Regions from separate parts of the Homo sapiens genome. Here regions 2 and 3 are each linked to region 1. Evidence: read pairs that join two places in POLR2A ChIA-PET (ENCODE). Cell type or tissue: HepG2. All regions are shown on one strand.

Region 1 (5,000 bases):
GGCCAGGCATGATGGCTCATGCCTGTAATCCCAGCACTTTGGGAGGCCAAGGAGGGTGGATCATGAGGTCAAGAGATCAAGACCATCCTGGCCAACATGGTGAAACCTCGTCTCTACTAAAAATACAAAAATTAGCTGGGCGTGGTGGCACGTGCCTGTAGTCCCAGCTACTCGGGAGGCTGAGGCAGGAGAATCGCTTGAACCTGGGAGGTGGAGGTTGCAGTGAGCTGAGATCATGCCACTGTACTTCAGCCTGGCGACAGAGTGAGACTCGGCTCAAAAAAAAAAAAAAAAAAGGCTTTGAATAAGCTTCTCATAATATCTTTGTGACAGGAAGCCAAAAAGTAGGCTAGAAAATGACAATCTTAGGTAGAAGTAGAGTCATAACTGCTTCAAAAATGTACCTGAAGAATACTGATTAATGGCTCAAATTGCTCTATGGGTAGATTCTAGGGATTTTGATCTTATTTTTTTGTTTTTTGTTGTTTTTGTTTTTTGCCAGTGGCTTGGTTAAGGAGATGTTTATCACATTTATAGGGGACAGGACCCTAAAGAGATATTAAGAAAGATACAGTAGGATCCAAAATGATCCTGTTAGAATCAACCATTTTTCAGCTCAATAAGATGAAATTTCACAGTGTCTAATGTAAACTAAATAATAAAGTTCAACTATCCAAAAATATTTACTCGAAAAAATTAAAAGGAATATGAAAATTGGGAATATATTTGCAACCCTTCTAACAGTCTAAGATTTAACACCCTTAACATGGAAAGAGCTTTTATAAATCATTAAGGAAAACCTGAAGCCCTAACAGAAAAATGACCAAAAACCTTGGATGGAAAATTCACAAGGAAATTTGTCAATAATAAAAATATGGGAGAAATTTTCAGCTTTATTAGGAATCTAGAATATTCTAATAAAAATATTTATATCCTTTTCTTAGATTTTAACATAGTTTTGTCAAGCTTTTACTTCAAACAAACACAAGACTAATGAGACAGTGAAATTGCTGGATGGCAATTTATATTAAAAGACTTAAAAATAATTACCTTTGCATCCACTAATTCCAATTCCAATAATTTATTCAGTAAATATCAAAGATGTGTATAAGTTTATGTACAAGTATGTTCACTATAGCATTTACAATAACATTGCAAACAAGCCTAAATGCCCAAGGATTGAAGAATGATTAAATAAAGCTCAATATATCTGTATCATAAAATATTACACAGGAATTAAAAATAATATTGTAGGCAGCTATCTAATGAGCCAGTACAATTTTCATGCTATACATTTAAGTACCCCAAATTAAGTCACAATGTAATATAGTACACACACAAAGATCTCATGCATGAAAATTAAAAGTCATCCATATGGTCCTCACCATTTTCCACACAAATTTTAATCTGCACCAAGCTTTTCTGGGCATTTTCTTCCATGTTAATGGTTAAGAATCATCAAAGTCATCTTTCTTAGTTGTTCTAGTTTATAAACTGCTGTTAATATACAATCTTGTACACAGAGACATTATAACAATTCTGTACACACATACACAAACACACTTAAATGTATATATTTATGTGTGTGTGTGTATGTGTGTGATACCTATCTATATCTCCCAGATACATACCGTTAACCCCCAGGTAAGGAGTTTATCAGTCATTTTCAAATAGTTTTCTCTAGCTACTAAATTTTCTATCATGAATATACATTTTATAATCAGGAAAAACCACAGTTAATATTCCTTTTAAATAAAACAAGACAATTCCACATACATAACATGTAGAAGCTTTAGAAAAAGAGCAGTGTCTGGGAAGAGGACTTAGTATGAATCGCCAGTGACCACCACAGAAGCAAATCTGATCCCAATCCACTCTACTACTCTCCTGGCCCCTAAGTGCCTGTGCCTGGAGCTTTGTTTGAATTCCAGGTGCCAGATTCAAAGGTGGATTTGCATTCAGAAACACCATCCAAGGACAACCACCAGGAGGTGAAGGGTGTAAGAAACAGTGATTGAGACAGTCCTAAAGTTGCTTAACCAGGAGCAGAGAAGTCTTAGTCATTTCAAAGTCCTCAGCCTACAGGGTTCCAGAATGCAGAATCAAAAACAAATAGAAAATTATGTAAGCTGGGAGGAAATGTCTTGAATCAATTTTTTGAAACTTGTCAAAATGGAGAAGCTGTTCACTAAAGGATGAGCTGCCCTCAGAGCCACTATACTTATTTGAACAGAGGCTAAAATCATGGAGAATGTTTAGAGGGAATTTCTTCATAGAGATCAGATTCGATGGCTTCTAATATTCTATCCAGATACTATGGTTATCTGACTGGAGCTCCTTCCTTTATAACTATAGTTTATAAGGGCTGTTAAGTCAGTTCTGCTTTGCCAAAGGGTCCCTTAAGAGTCAGTCTGGTAGGAAGAGGGTAGCAGAGTTCCAGCACACTAAACTCTATGCCTCATTCTTCTAGCTGGGACTGTGCAAGGCTTCTTTAATATTTTCCTAACTATGGGAAGGGTGTAACATGTGCCCATAATAAAAAGGCACATGTTTGCACCCTGACCTCTTATAGAAAGTAAACTACATATTAGAGCTACAGCTCTATTTGTGTAAAATATGCCCTATTATAGTCTTCTTATAGACTCATAGACTTTGAATCCTAGAGGAATTTTAGGCTGTTCCACTCTCCCCCTACTTCACAGAAGATGACTAATGTCCAGAGAGGTAAAGTGGCCTACCTGAAAACACACATGAGTCACCAGGCCACATTTAGAACCTGTGTACATAAAGTGCAGTGCTCCCCAACTATGTTAAACTACCTCTACATACTTTCTAGCTGTGGTCCAGAAATGGAAATTCACCATCGCCACATCCTTTATCCAAACACTGTGTGTAGCTTTGTAACCCATTCATTGTACGTCCTCAATTATTAATATAATGATGAACCTAAATGGTTTTCGAGTTCTTTTTCCTTTCACTCTGTACTCCATGGATGCTCCTAGAAGAATCTCCCAAAGAGCTAGTTCTTAGATTTTTTTTTTCCTTTGAAGTTAAGTATGCATTAGGTGGGACTGGCTTGAGATTTATCTGCTAATGATCCCCTTGGGGTACACCTCTATAGCTTGTTCATTCATTCATTTATAAAAATGTATTGAGTGCCAACTCTGTGCTTAGTACTTTGCTAGTCTCTGGAGCTACAAGGATGACTGTGCAATAGTCCCCTACTATTAAGTAGTAGGTATAGACAGGGAAGCAGTTACCAGATAATGCAGGGTAATAGATTGGGATGATTAGTGCTACTCTGAGAAGGGGCTGGGGCTGGTGAAGGAGATGGGCTTGAGCTAAGTCTCAATGCAAATGAATTCTAATCTTTTGAGCATCTGCTGATACCTTATTCCACATTTGGTGGTGAGGGAACATAAGGAAAAGAGATAACTTGATCCTGGCACTCAAGTAAGCTACAGTCCAGAAAGCTGATTTGCTACCAAAAAGCATGTGGTGTGGTATCCATTTCCAACATGACAGGAATTCAGTGAGCACATGCATCTGGGGATACAAATGATGCACAAGTCATGGAATCTGCTCTCAATGCTCTTACCATCTATGAAGGAGACAGAGACGCTGGGCTTGGAATAAGGGGACACCATACAGGACAGCGTATCAGTAAGCAGCATGGATAAGATGAGCTCTGGAAGTTGAGAGGAAAGCAATGAGGGCTGTAGTAAGCCCTTTCTGTTTTTGGCCCATCCCTCCTATGCTTGTCCTGAAGGTATTATAGCAAGTCCCTAAGGACAGAGACAAGGAGCAGGTGTCTCTCCAGGAACATACTAGATGAAGGACAGCCTCCATGTTTTGCTCCCATCATTCTCCTTCTCTGGGCTATCCTCCCTCCTCAAAGCGAATCTTTCCTGTCTTTTTCCCACCCTGGTGACAGGGTTTGGCCTGGGCTTTGACTATGTCTCTGAAATTATTTTGATTCACGGCTTGAGATTTTACAAAACCACACATGCACGCATGGAGCCTGTGGCCTCGGGATCTTGTTTGTTTTTAAGAGTCTAAAGAGTGAGTTTGTTTGGCGGGTTCTATAAATGGGGGTTTTCTTTGCTAGGGAGATGTGAGAGTGGACACGGTGTACCGCAGCCATGGTATGCGTGCACCTCGCCATGGGGCGGAATGCAGAGCCTGGTGGGGGAGGCGCCCACAGCCATTGGGCAAACATATGTTGGGCCAAGAACGCTGCTCTTCAACCTCATGAACTGTTTGCTTGAAAGATAACAGTGTCTCTTCTACACAAGCCTTTCACCACCCTCCATAAAGGGAATTTTTAATTCAACAGATGGTGTCTACTCATTGCAAGCCAACCAGAAAAGGAGACATTTACACGGCTGGATCTCAAAGCCCCAGGGACCCCAAGGGCCCCTAATCAAATACTTGCCCAAAGACCAGCTCCCCACGGGCAGGGCCCCCCTGGAATGGACTCAGGCCAGGAAAGCCAGTAAAAACGTGCCAACTGTTGATTCTGTGAGGTCTTAATTGGCTGAAAAAGGTGAAAACACGTTTTCTGTCCCAGACTACAAGATAGCTTTATGTCTCCAGCAGGAAAGAAGGCCCCAGGAGATATGGTGACCTCCAAAAGTGGCTTGCTACCGGAGCCATTTTCTTTCTTCCAGAATAGCTCTAGCTCTATGGTTCACAAAACCTCTCAAAGAATAATTTGGTGAGCTTTGCTTTCCAGATCCTCTCATGGCATGTCCTGGGCCCTGTGTACTAGCACCTAACAATGTTAGGGACAGAGACGAGATCAACTGTTTCCAGTTGTGCAGCATAGAGAAAAAGAGTTTTTCCCAGCACTGAACCAAGGCTATTTCCTCTGTGTCTGCCTCTCTGGTTATCTGACTGCTGCTCATGGCAGCAGGAAGCCAGTGTGGTGTTTTCATAGGGAATGTGTTGTTCTGATGAGGAATATCTTGTCAACTCAATGAGGCCAAACGCAAATCTAG
Region 2 (5,000 bases), 250 kb after region 1:
AGCTCTGCAATTCCAGTACTGTTTATGGGCCCAGGGCTAGCATGCAGTATTTTTATTTGGCTTCAATTTCTGCTCAAAAGCCCTTTTAGGTTGCTCTTGCTGAATGTCCCAGGAATTTCTCCCAGAGCTTTGCTTGGCTTGGACATGACTTTGGGAGGTTTCTTGTTTTTCCTGGGTAGTGTAATTAGGCTTTTGCTGATAATATCACTGTTTTCTCTACTGGTCCCAGAGGAGAATGTGGTGGCCAATGGTAGTTATTTCTTGCTTTTATTGGGGTGGGGGAGAGGGGCAAAAGGGGTCAAATATAAATGTTTTCTAGCTTAATTCATCCAAAACTGAAATGAGAAAAACAGTAGCTAGTGTCCCTTTCTTACAGAAGTGAAAAGAGCACAAGATTTTAGAGTCATGCTGACTTGTGTAAAAATTTCTCAGCTCTGCAAACTTAATGGCTATGATACTTTAAAATATTACTTATTATCACAGAACCCTAGCTCTCCTACCTTTACAAAAGAACCATTTAATACCACCTATTCCAGAGGCTAGCTGGGAGGATTAAATGATACTAGACATACATCTAGCTGGGTGCTCTGATCACAGTCATTCCCAGATAAATGTGAACTTCCCTTATTCCTACAAATAGGCCAATTTATTCCTACTTGGATCCCTTCCCTTCTGGCCCAAGGTAATAGCTAAGTTCTTGTGAAACCATGACCTTCAGCACTGGTCTCAACCCTCTCCAAGGCAGAAAGCACTTCTGCCTTTTCTCTAGTTCATCCTTTTAGATACTGCTAGTCTATTCCTTGGAAATAGTGACAAGATAGTGAATAAACTGACTAATCTCTTTAACCAGGTGAGTGTTGCTCTTAAATATTTCATGAGAGTTCATTTTGATTTTCCAGTTTCATTGAAAGTTCTCTAAAGGTAGGAGTTATGTCTGATCCTACTTCTGTAAACCCCACAGCAGGCAGCACCATGCCAAGCTGACCACAGGTGCCTCCCCCATCCTCATTGATTGACTACAGAGAAAGCAGAGAATGAAAAGTTTCCATGATTAAGACAGGATCTGGCCTCCAATAACATGGATGTTCACAATTAACGGGCAAGTATCAGTGAGCTAGGAATACTCACAGAGCAGGGGGAAGGTGGCAGAAGTTGAAATACTTAAAAAATAGACGGACAAGGCCAGGCATGGTGGCTCATGTCTGTAATCCCAGCACTTTGGGAGGATGAGGTCAGAGGATCACTTGAGGCCAGGAGTTCGAGATCATCTTGGCCAACATGGTGGAACCCCGTCCCTACTAAAAATACAAAAATTATCTGGGCATGGTGGCGTGCACCTGTAGTCCCACCTACTCAGGGGGCTGAGGCAGGAGAATCACCAGAACCCAGGAGGCAGAGGTTGCAGTGAGCCAAGATCACGTCACTGTACTCCAGCCTAGGTGACAGAGTGAGACCCTGTCTCAAAAAAAAGAAAGAAAGAAATAGATGGACAAGAGGGAAGATTCATCTCTACTCTGGGGCTAGGGTGGATCTCCCCAGAAATGAATCAGATTATAGTGTGTTTACTGTTCCCTCCCCTGCTGGGCCAGTTAAACTTACTCTTATAATTGTGTGAATATATAAATTATACATTATACATCATATAGCATATATGTGCATTATATATAACTATTCACTATCTGTGTTATATATAAATATATATTTATAGCACCTGCTTTGTGCTGGACACTATCCTATATATTAAGTCACATAGCCTTCATCATGACCACAACATGTGTTCCACTGTTACTACCATCTTACAAGGAGGAAACAAACCCAGAGAAACCTGCCCCAAATCACAGAACTAGTGAGTGGCAAGACCAGGATTCAGATCCCGGCAGCCTGGCTAAGGCCAGCACTCTTAACCGCTAGACCACAATGCCTCTCAAGTGGGAGCTGGGAGTGAAGTGAAAAAGTAGGTCCCCAGTCAGGAGGGTACCCAGCAGAGGTGGCTCACACACCTAAACAGATTCTGAAGACATAGCCCTTCAACAAAAGCAGCTTGTTGCAGAAGCAGGAGACTGCTCTGCCAGGCACAGATGCCATGGGACAGCTCTGTCTGAGAAAAGAGCTAGTGGCAACCCATGTTAGCAATAACAGGAGCCAGACTGAAGCAGCCCCCAAAAGGCTACCTTTGGTCTGAGATGGGACCAACCCACAATTAACACCCTGAATAGCAGCAGTATGTGATGGCCCAGAGACACACAGCTCTGGGAGATTGAAGACAAAGGAAATGGAAGGGGCTGGGGGAGGTTCCAGAAAGCCTTGTTGGGTCTGCTTTGAGCTTCACATCTTTAATGTTCAAACTGCTGGGGGCAAGAGACAGCCAGCTTTCCCACCAGCCCTGCACAGCTCGGCAGCCTGTACTCTGCACTTGTTTACCATCACTGAATAAATCATTTCCGTCTCCCCCAGCCTTGGCCCTGCTCCCTTACAAACAGAGTAAACCCGGCTCCCCACTCAAGGTTGCCATCAAAAGCAGAGGGCACCAGCTTTCCCTCCCCGGCTCTGCAGCCCTCATGGGCAATGCCCCCTCCTCGCTCCTTAAGCATATCAGAATGAGCAATATTTGACTGTTGATTCTTTCATCTCTGCAGCTTTGAAAACCTCAAACGTCATATCGGATCTACAACAAAGAGCAGGGACTTCAGGGGTTGACAGCACGGCCATAATTAAAGACAACCATCAGTGAGCTGCCATGTTAAACAATGCCACGTTATAGCTGCTCCAAAACCAACTGTTTACCTTTCAGACATTTCTGTGGAAAGGTTTAAACAGGTGCGGTTTAAATTGTTTTCATAAAAGATATGCAAACAGGAGATAGGAACTTTTCTTCTCTCTAAGACAGGGTAAAATGTACAGCATGCAATTCCCTTGCTAATAGTGTCCAATTGATTTACTTAGGGGAACCAATCTCTGGTAACTGATACAAATATGAATCCCAAAATAGCACTGAAAATATTACAGGGATACAGCCAAACATGGAATGGGAAATAATCCCCAAATTTCCATCTTAAGTTCCTTCTGGCCCATGAACCTCAGTTTCCCCCTTTGTAAAATAAGAAGGCTGCATTTCAAGCTTATGTTGGCATGCAGAACTCTTTTTCCAAATCAAGTCCAACAAATAGTACAGGAAAACCTAGTGGTTTCTGAGAGTGGATCAGGGTCCCTTCTTCCTCCAATATGCCCCCAGATGATTTCTAGAACCTTGCGAACTACTGGACTGAATCATCTCTGTGAGTTCTTCCAGGACCCAAATTCTCAAGTTCTCGAGAGAAAAAGCAGCAATAGCAGCAGTTGTAAAAGGCTTTCTCCATCATTGGTCCACAATGCTTTCCTCAGTGTTCAGCATCTAAGTGGCACTGAATGAATGTGGTTCTGAGTTGATCAATAATAAAGGAAGTTGTAAATAGCTTCTTCTCTGCTTCTCCTTGAGTTTGGGGTAAGGTTAATTAATATCAACAGCAAAGGGAAAGAGGCAGATATTAAAGCAAATTATAGTAGCCTCATGGTTTGCTAACTAAACTCCTCAAGCTGGGTATTCATAGCAGGCTCAGTGTCCTGGCCCCCAGGTCTGAGGCAAACAGAGGAGTGTGCTCTCTACACTTTTCTTCTGCCTCAGAATCTTAAGTCAGCATCCCCAAGGCCTGCACTTGTCATGTTTCCAGGTCTACCTCTACGCTGGAGATCTCTAGAGGTTTTGGAGCTCCTTGAAAGTAAGACTGTGAAAAGACAGCCAGGAACATTGCTACCTTGGACAATGCCATAAGAATTGAGGTGGGAACAAGAAGACTGCTCTGTGGAGCCACCAAGAGATTCCTTTGGAGTAGCTCAAACAGAGACTCCTCAGTGGGATGTGGGAGGTTTCCCCACGCACAAGAGCTGCTTACATCCTCATTACATATGACTCACACATGTTCGGGGGACCACTGGACCAGGATCATACTGACTGTGGTTAAGTCCCCACATGGGACATCATGACCCATTATGTTGACCACTAGTGGAATTTTCCAATACCTGAGGATACAACACTGTTAGAATCAATGCAATAAGCTGTCGCTCATTTCTTTGCAAGCTGAAAACCTATTTATAAAAGGAAGCCGGGCACAGTTGTGCATGCCTGTAGTCCCAGCTACTGGAGAGGTTGATGCAAGAGGATTGCTTGAGCTCAGGAGTTTGAGGCTGTAGTGTGCTGTGGTTGCACCTATGAATAGCTGTTACACTCCAGCCTGGGCAACATAGCAAGACCCCATCTCAAAAAAACAGATTTATAAGAGGAAAATCTCCAATGCTTGTTTGAGTCAGACCAAAAGAATTGCAAAGGCTAAATCTGACCTCTTCCTATAAAAATAACATGGAGAATCCTTGTGTGGACAGGCCTAACCTTCTTGATAGGCCCCTCTCAGGAAGGCCCCACAAAATCTACAGTGGAAGAACAATCCACTTCTGTGAAGGAAAAGTTAATGGCCAGTTGGTTTCAATTGACTAGGACAGAGCTAAGTGAATGTAGATAAACCACTTCCCGACTGAGGCTAGGCCAGGGGATCCTCCCCCACACCTCCCACCGCTGATATCATTCTTGAAAGCCTTGTTTCCTTCCAGCCTGGAAAGCTCCATTTTGGAAACAATGACCCTTTATGGAGAGCTTTCATCCCTGCTTAAGTTCTAAAAATCAAAGAGCCAATATGTCTAAGCTGCCCTCAAGGATCTGGGAAAACTGCCGTGGGTACGTTGTTATTTAGTGGTAATATCTTATTTAACTTGTCAGTTGTCTTGCTGTTTTCAGAATGAAACCAGATATAAATAAAGCAAAAAAAAAAGTGTTTGAGATAGGCTACTGATCACTAGTTTATTTTTTGAGTTGAGAAGCCACACAGTTTTCCAAGCATGGTTACATTATGGTAATATGCTTTGTCATAAATCTACTATATCCTTCTGCTTGTCTATAAAACAGTCTGCTC
Region 3 (5,000 bases), 70 kb after region 1:
CTGCCCAAAACCCGGTCCCTCTCCCACACTTGGCAATGTTGCAGCAGGCTTGCTGCACCAGGGACCTGGTCCTGGCATCCAAGCAGCTCCTCCATGAAGACTGGGGAAATGGGGCGGGAGGACCTTCTAACTAGGTTTTCTCTAAGAGCCTTTTGATCCCAAAGAAACAAACAAGCTGATTTCTCAGATCTGCCACTTACTCTTAAGGCGGATCCATTTGCTCTCTGATATGGTTTGGCTGTGTCTCCACCCAAATCTCATCTTGAATTGTAGCTTCCATAATTACCATGTGTTGTGGGAGAGACCCGGTGGGAGATAATTAAATCATGAGGGCAGCTTCTCCCATACTGTTCTCGCGGTAGTAAGTCTCACGAGATCTGATGGTTGTATATGGGGAAACCCCTTTCACTTGGTTCTCATTTCTCTCATCTGCCACCATGTACGATGTGCCTTTCACCTTCAGCCTTCCACCTTCTGCCACGATTGTGAGGCCTCCCCAGCCATGTGGAACTGTGAGTCCATTAAACCTCTTTTTCTTTATAAATTACCGAGTCTCGGGTATGTCTTTATCAGCAATGTGAAAACGGACTAATACACTCTCCAAACTTACTCTCAGCTATACAACCCAGTAGCAAATTCTATTCCCTTTTCCTTCATTTCTTGAATAGAAATCCATAAAACATCAATTATCCAAAAAATTATTAAAAATCAAAACTCTACACTTATTAGAGAAAGTGGGCAGGTTTTTTTTCAACCTGAACTCTTAGGGGATGCTCCAGGCCAGGACACATTTTATATCTTCAGGGGAAGGCAACAATCACTGATGTGTAAAATGATATGCCAAAACCAACACAAATGCCTGCAATGATCAATTCACTCTTGTGAATTTTCTAAGGCAGGAATATGAGCAAACACATTTTATAATGTTTCTAACAAGGTAACCGGAAAATTGAATTGACCGGAATACCGCATTCCCAAACCATCCCAGTTAAGAATTATATACCTAGTTACAGACCTATTCAATTCCAGCTTAATTTAACATTTGCTCACAGCAAAGGGAAGGTGTGACAAAGGCGCCCTGTTTATGCAATAAGCAAGAAACCAGGATGTACCTGAAGCAGCCCTTGGGGCTGCTGGCCACCCCTCAGCCACCCTCCTCCTCCCATCCTTCTCCTCCTCACATAAGTAGCAGTGTAACCCTGGAAATGCATTTCTGTCACCAGCACCATCGTCAGCAAGGCGCACAGGCTACAGTTTTCAGTTTATAAACCTGTAACTTGGATACCATCTCCTTTTTGCCCTCTGCACAAGCCCATAAACATCCTCAGCTCTGGCTCATGACGGGTTCTTTACTCTAATGGAAGCTCCCTCCTGGATATCCCCAAAGAGAAAGATGTGTCTGGTAAGGGAGAGGTCAAACCCGAGCACAGCTATTTATTACATATACTGCGACCAGATGGAGCTAACTCATCCATCAAAGCCCTCGTCATCCTCATCACATTAGCTTCTTATAAAAGCCTCCTGCTCTTTCCCCTCACAGTCCAGCTCTCCTGCTTCTCTCCTCCTCTCACTCTCTCCCGCTCATGCACTTTCAAGAAAATGAACCCTCTCTAACCCCATTGCTGTTCTCCTTAAATCATGGCTACCCATCACTCCGTGGCTATTTTTAAACTTTACTTTTATCAATACTCATCCTGTAGCTCAGGGAGATATTAAAACTGTACTGGGGCAAGGAAGGGCGTTTCTGACACTTGCTCCCTCATTCATCAGTTCCTCATAGGCCCGTTGGTGACAATGAAAAGATTTCACAATACCGTGCAGCAGAAACTCATTCTCCTGCTCATCCATCATGCTCAACCTAGCAGCAGTTCTACTGACCTAATCTGCAATGCCTCGGTACTCACTGGAGATTTCTTAAAGGCACCCTTCATTGTTGTCTGTAACAAAGAATAGGCCTGGGCCATTTGATAAGGAGACTAAATGGTGCAAGGATTAATGAAATATTCCTTCATCTCCCCAGTCCTGGGTTCAAAGACCACATGGCAGATGAAGCCAAGCATCCTCTTACAGGTTGAACTCAGCATAGCCCACTAACGGTTCAGCTAAATGTACTCAAATACAAAGACTATTTCTTAGGATACAAGAAAGAAGGGCCCCAAATAGTGTGTGCCATCATCAGTGCATTTCTTCGCTCATTCATGGATTGTTTCCCTCATTTAGCAAACACTTCTTAAGTATCTACCATGAACTAAGTTCTATTATAAACACTGTGACCATTAAAAAAGTATAAATGCTAGTTGCAAGGAACTCATTGCTTAGTGTAAAAGAAGGCAAACAAAGCAAAGATTTCAGTGGTAGCAGTTGTGGCAGACAAGTAACTGCCTCCTTGCACACTTCTTCATGGGGAAAAGTCCACGGTAGCCCAGTTAGAGACTACATCTCCCAGCTACCCTTGCAGCTGGGTGAAGCCATGTGACTAAGATCAAGCTAATGGAATATCAGTGAAGTGCTGTGTGCAAGTTGATGTCATATCCTTAAAAAGGAAGCTGGCTGTGCTTCATGCTGCCTCCCTTCTTCCCATGAAATACAGCACAAATGCTGTGCTGGTAAGCCAGCTTTGGCCACAAAGACAAGAATGACCAGTTAAAGAACGACAGAGCAACCAGGTAGAAGCAGCCTGGGCCCCATGATGACCTCAGGACAGAGAAAGACTACGGGCATTAGAGGACCCTGAACTAGCTATGGCAGGGACCACACTTGTACAGTGATGGTGGTAGAATAAAGGGGGCTCAGACATCCAATTCCCATTTTGAGTTTCAGAGGTGTTTAAGCCCAGAGCAAAAAACGGTGCCTACAGGTCCTTATGTGTTTTGTAGCTGACACCAGCCCCATTTGAATGCCCAGAATGAGGACAAATGAGAGGCAATTCAGAGACCCCAATAGACAAACACAATAAGCGCTGCTGATTTATTTAAGTTCACAGACCATTTAACCCTCATCCTCCAGCTTGTTCTCTGCTAAACAAAACAAAACCCTCTCCAGAAGACTGTATTTCCTAATAATCCACACAGTTCATTCTGCTATCTACTTACTCACATGGTCTTTGAAATACTCCCATTTTCAAAAGGAAGTGAGAGTTCCTGCAAACATTTGTGCAAGTCAGCCATTTTGGAAGCATATCCTCTAGCTCCAGTCAAGCCTTCAGGTGACTGCAGTCCTGACAATATATCTTGACTACAATTTCTTTAGAGACCCTGAGCTAGAACCACTTATCTAAGTTGCTACTAAATCCCTTGCCCATAGAAATTAGGAGATAATAAATATAAATTGGTTTAAGCTACTAGGTTTTGTAGTAATGTATTACATTGCAATAGATAACTAATAAACTTTCTTTTTTCATGCTATATTAAAAATAAAGACATACTCCCATTTTCAGATATCTATCCTCTCTCTGAAATGCCATGGAAGAGCTCCCTGAGGATAAGGATACCATCTTCAGCTTTTCTCCCATGCATAACTCAGCATAGGGCTCAGCAAGCCACAGGAACTCCAAAAATACGAACAAATGTATACCAGAAATGAGAAGTCAAAGAAATGCAACAAGGGAGACACTGAGCACATTTTTTGAAAACAAAATATTAGTGCTAGAAACAAAATTTGAGGCACTATAGTTTAGCTCTTTTGTTACATTAATGCAGAAATAGAGACTGCCAAAGCAGGTAAATATTGAGATCAAAGTCTCACAGCTAGGTAATGGTAAAGATGCCATGAAAATGTGGTCTGGTGTGTTCTTTCTGTGACAGCAGAATACCACCTTGGGCCAGAAACAAAGCAAAGCCATGTTATAAATTCCAAGGACACCTACCCCAACCACTCATGGTCTCAATGCCTCACCTCCCAACCAACTCATGTTTAATCACAGATTCCAGGTGAGAGCCCAGAGGCATCTCAGGTGGCAGAGAGTGGCAGTAAATGTTTGTGGAGCATGGAGGCTGGGACACATGATTGGCACAATTTCAACCTGCATCAAGCATTCAGTCCTTTCTCTTACAGTCTAATCAACAGACACCTCAGCAATTCTGAATTTTAAAAGACACCAATTTTTGCAGCCCATCACAATGCCAAAACCCCAGTCTCCACTTTTCCAAGTAAAATATCCCTATCTTACAAGATAACCAATGTGTAATATACTAAAATGTTTTATTTAAAATTATATGAATCTAATGTGCCGTTGATTTTAATACAGCATGATTTTATGTAACACTGAGAAAAACAAAGCAATTAAACTGCCACACAATGCTTTCCAATCACTTGGCATTTTTATTTTATACTTATTAAAATAGCTCTTTTGGATTAATGTAGACACAGACTTTTATCACTTGTGTGCATTCATAAAAATATACATAGGTGAAATACATGGAATAAAGCATTCCCAAAACTTCTCCCACTCACTGCCTGACTTTTCAGAATCAATTTTCAACTCAGAGTTTATCGATGTTTGTGTTTCTCACACAAAATATCATCTTCTCTGTCACTCAAGAGCATAGCTGCTGCAGCCGCCAACAAGCGTTCTGCAAGTTTTGATACTAGCACTTTCTCAATCTTACCAGGAAATGTCAACAGAAGGTTTTCAGACAATAACTAGACTTAGAATCTTTCCTCAAATGGCCGTTCAGTGGTTTGCTGACTGAAACCCTAGGGGTTACAGTTGAGAGGAGCCACCAGGAACAGCTGCCAAGGCTGCCCAAGCATAGGCAGAGACAAACATGGCAGACCCTGGCCAGCAGCTTTCTTTCAGAAGTCACCATGCTTTGGAAAGATGCACCCCCATTTCAGAGTCATAAAATGTGAAAAACATGCATTTTAGCAACATGAGATGCAGTATGACTTTTAGCAAGCATTTATTATATTATCTTCCCAGAACTGCATTCCCTTCTTTTGGGGCTGCATATGAGCTTACGGTGGGGGGCTGCCTATCATCGGGATAGACCTTGGTCAGG

The links. ChIA-PET counts read pairs that join two places held together with the same protein. Peaks named below come from ENCODE experiments on the same cell type or tissue, not always from the same donor. Only the 100,000 strongest peaks of a DNase experiment are listed, where the experiment ranks them.
Region 2: POLR2A ChIA-PET joins it to region 1 with 15 read pairs; 1 of 35 experiments calls an interaction of 5 or more read pairs at or near these places.
Region 3: POLR2A ChIA-PET joins it to region 1 with 6 read pairs; 2 of 35 experiments call an interaction of 5 or more read pairs at or near these places.

What each region holds. Positions count from the first base shown.
Region 1 is chr10:76,024,115-76,029,114 of GRCh38, reverse strand. All of the region lies in intron 2 of LRMDA (leucine rich melanocyte differentiation associated), which reads right to left. Among named protein-coding and RNA genes, the nearest start is that of MIR606, 470 kb to the right of the region's middle. In HepG2, a CTCF peak has its summit at 2,025; DNase peaks (open chromatin) are centred at 1,972, 2,734 and 4,164.
Region 2 is chr10:75,774,558-75,779,557 of GRCh38, reverse strand. All of the region lies in intron 2 of LRMDA (leucine rich melanocyte differentiation associated), which reads right to left. Among named protein-coding and RNA genes, the nearest start is that of MIR606, 220 kb to the right of the region's middle. RefSeq lists an enhancer at 4,493-4,787. In HepG2, no CTCF peak of the experiment used is centred here; a DNase peak (open chromatin) is centred at 2,587.
Region 3 is chr10:75,954,317-75,959,316 of GRCh38, reverse strand. All of the region lies in intron 2 of LRMDA (leucine rich melanocyte differentiation associated), which reads right to left. Among named protein-coding and RNA genes, the nearest start is that of MIR606, 400 kb to the right of the region's middle. In HepG2, no CTCF peak of the experiment used is centred here; no DNase peak of the experiment used is centred here.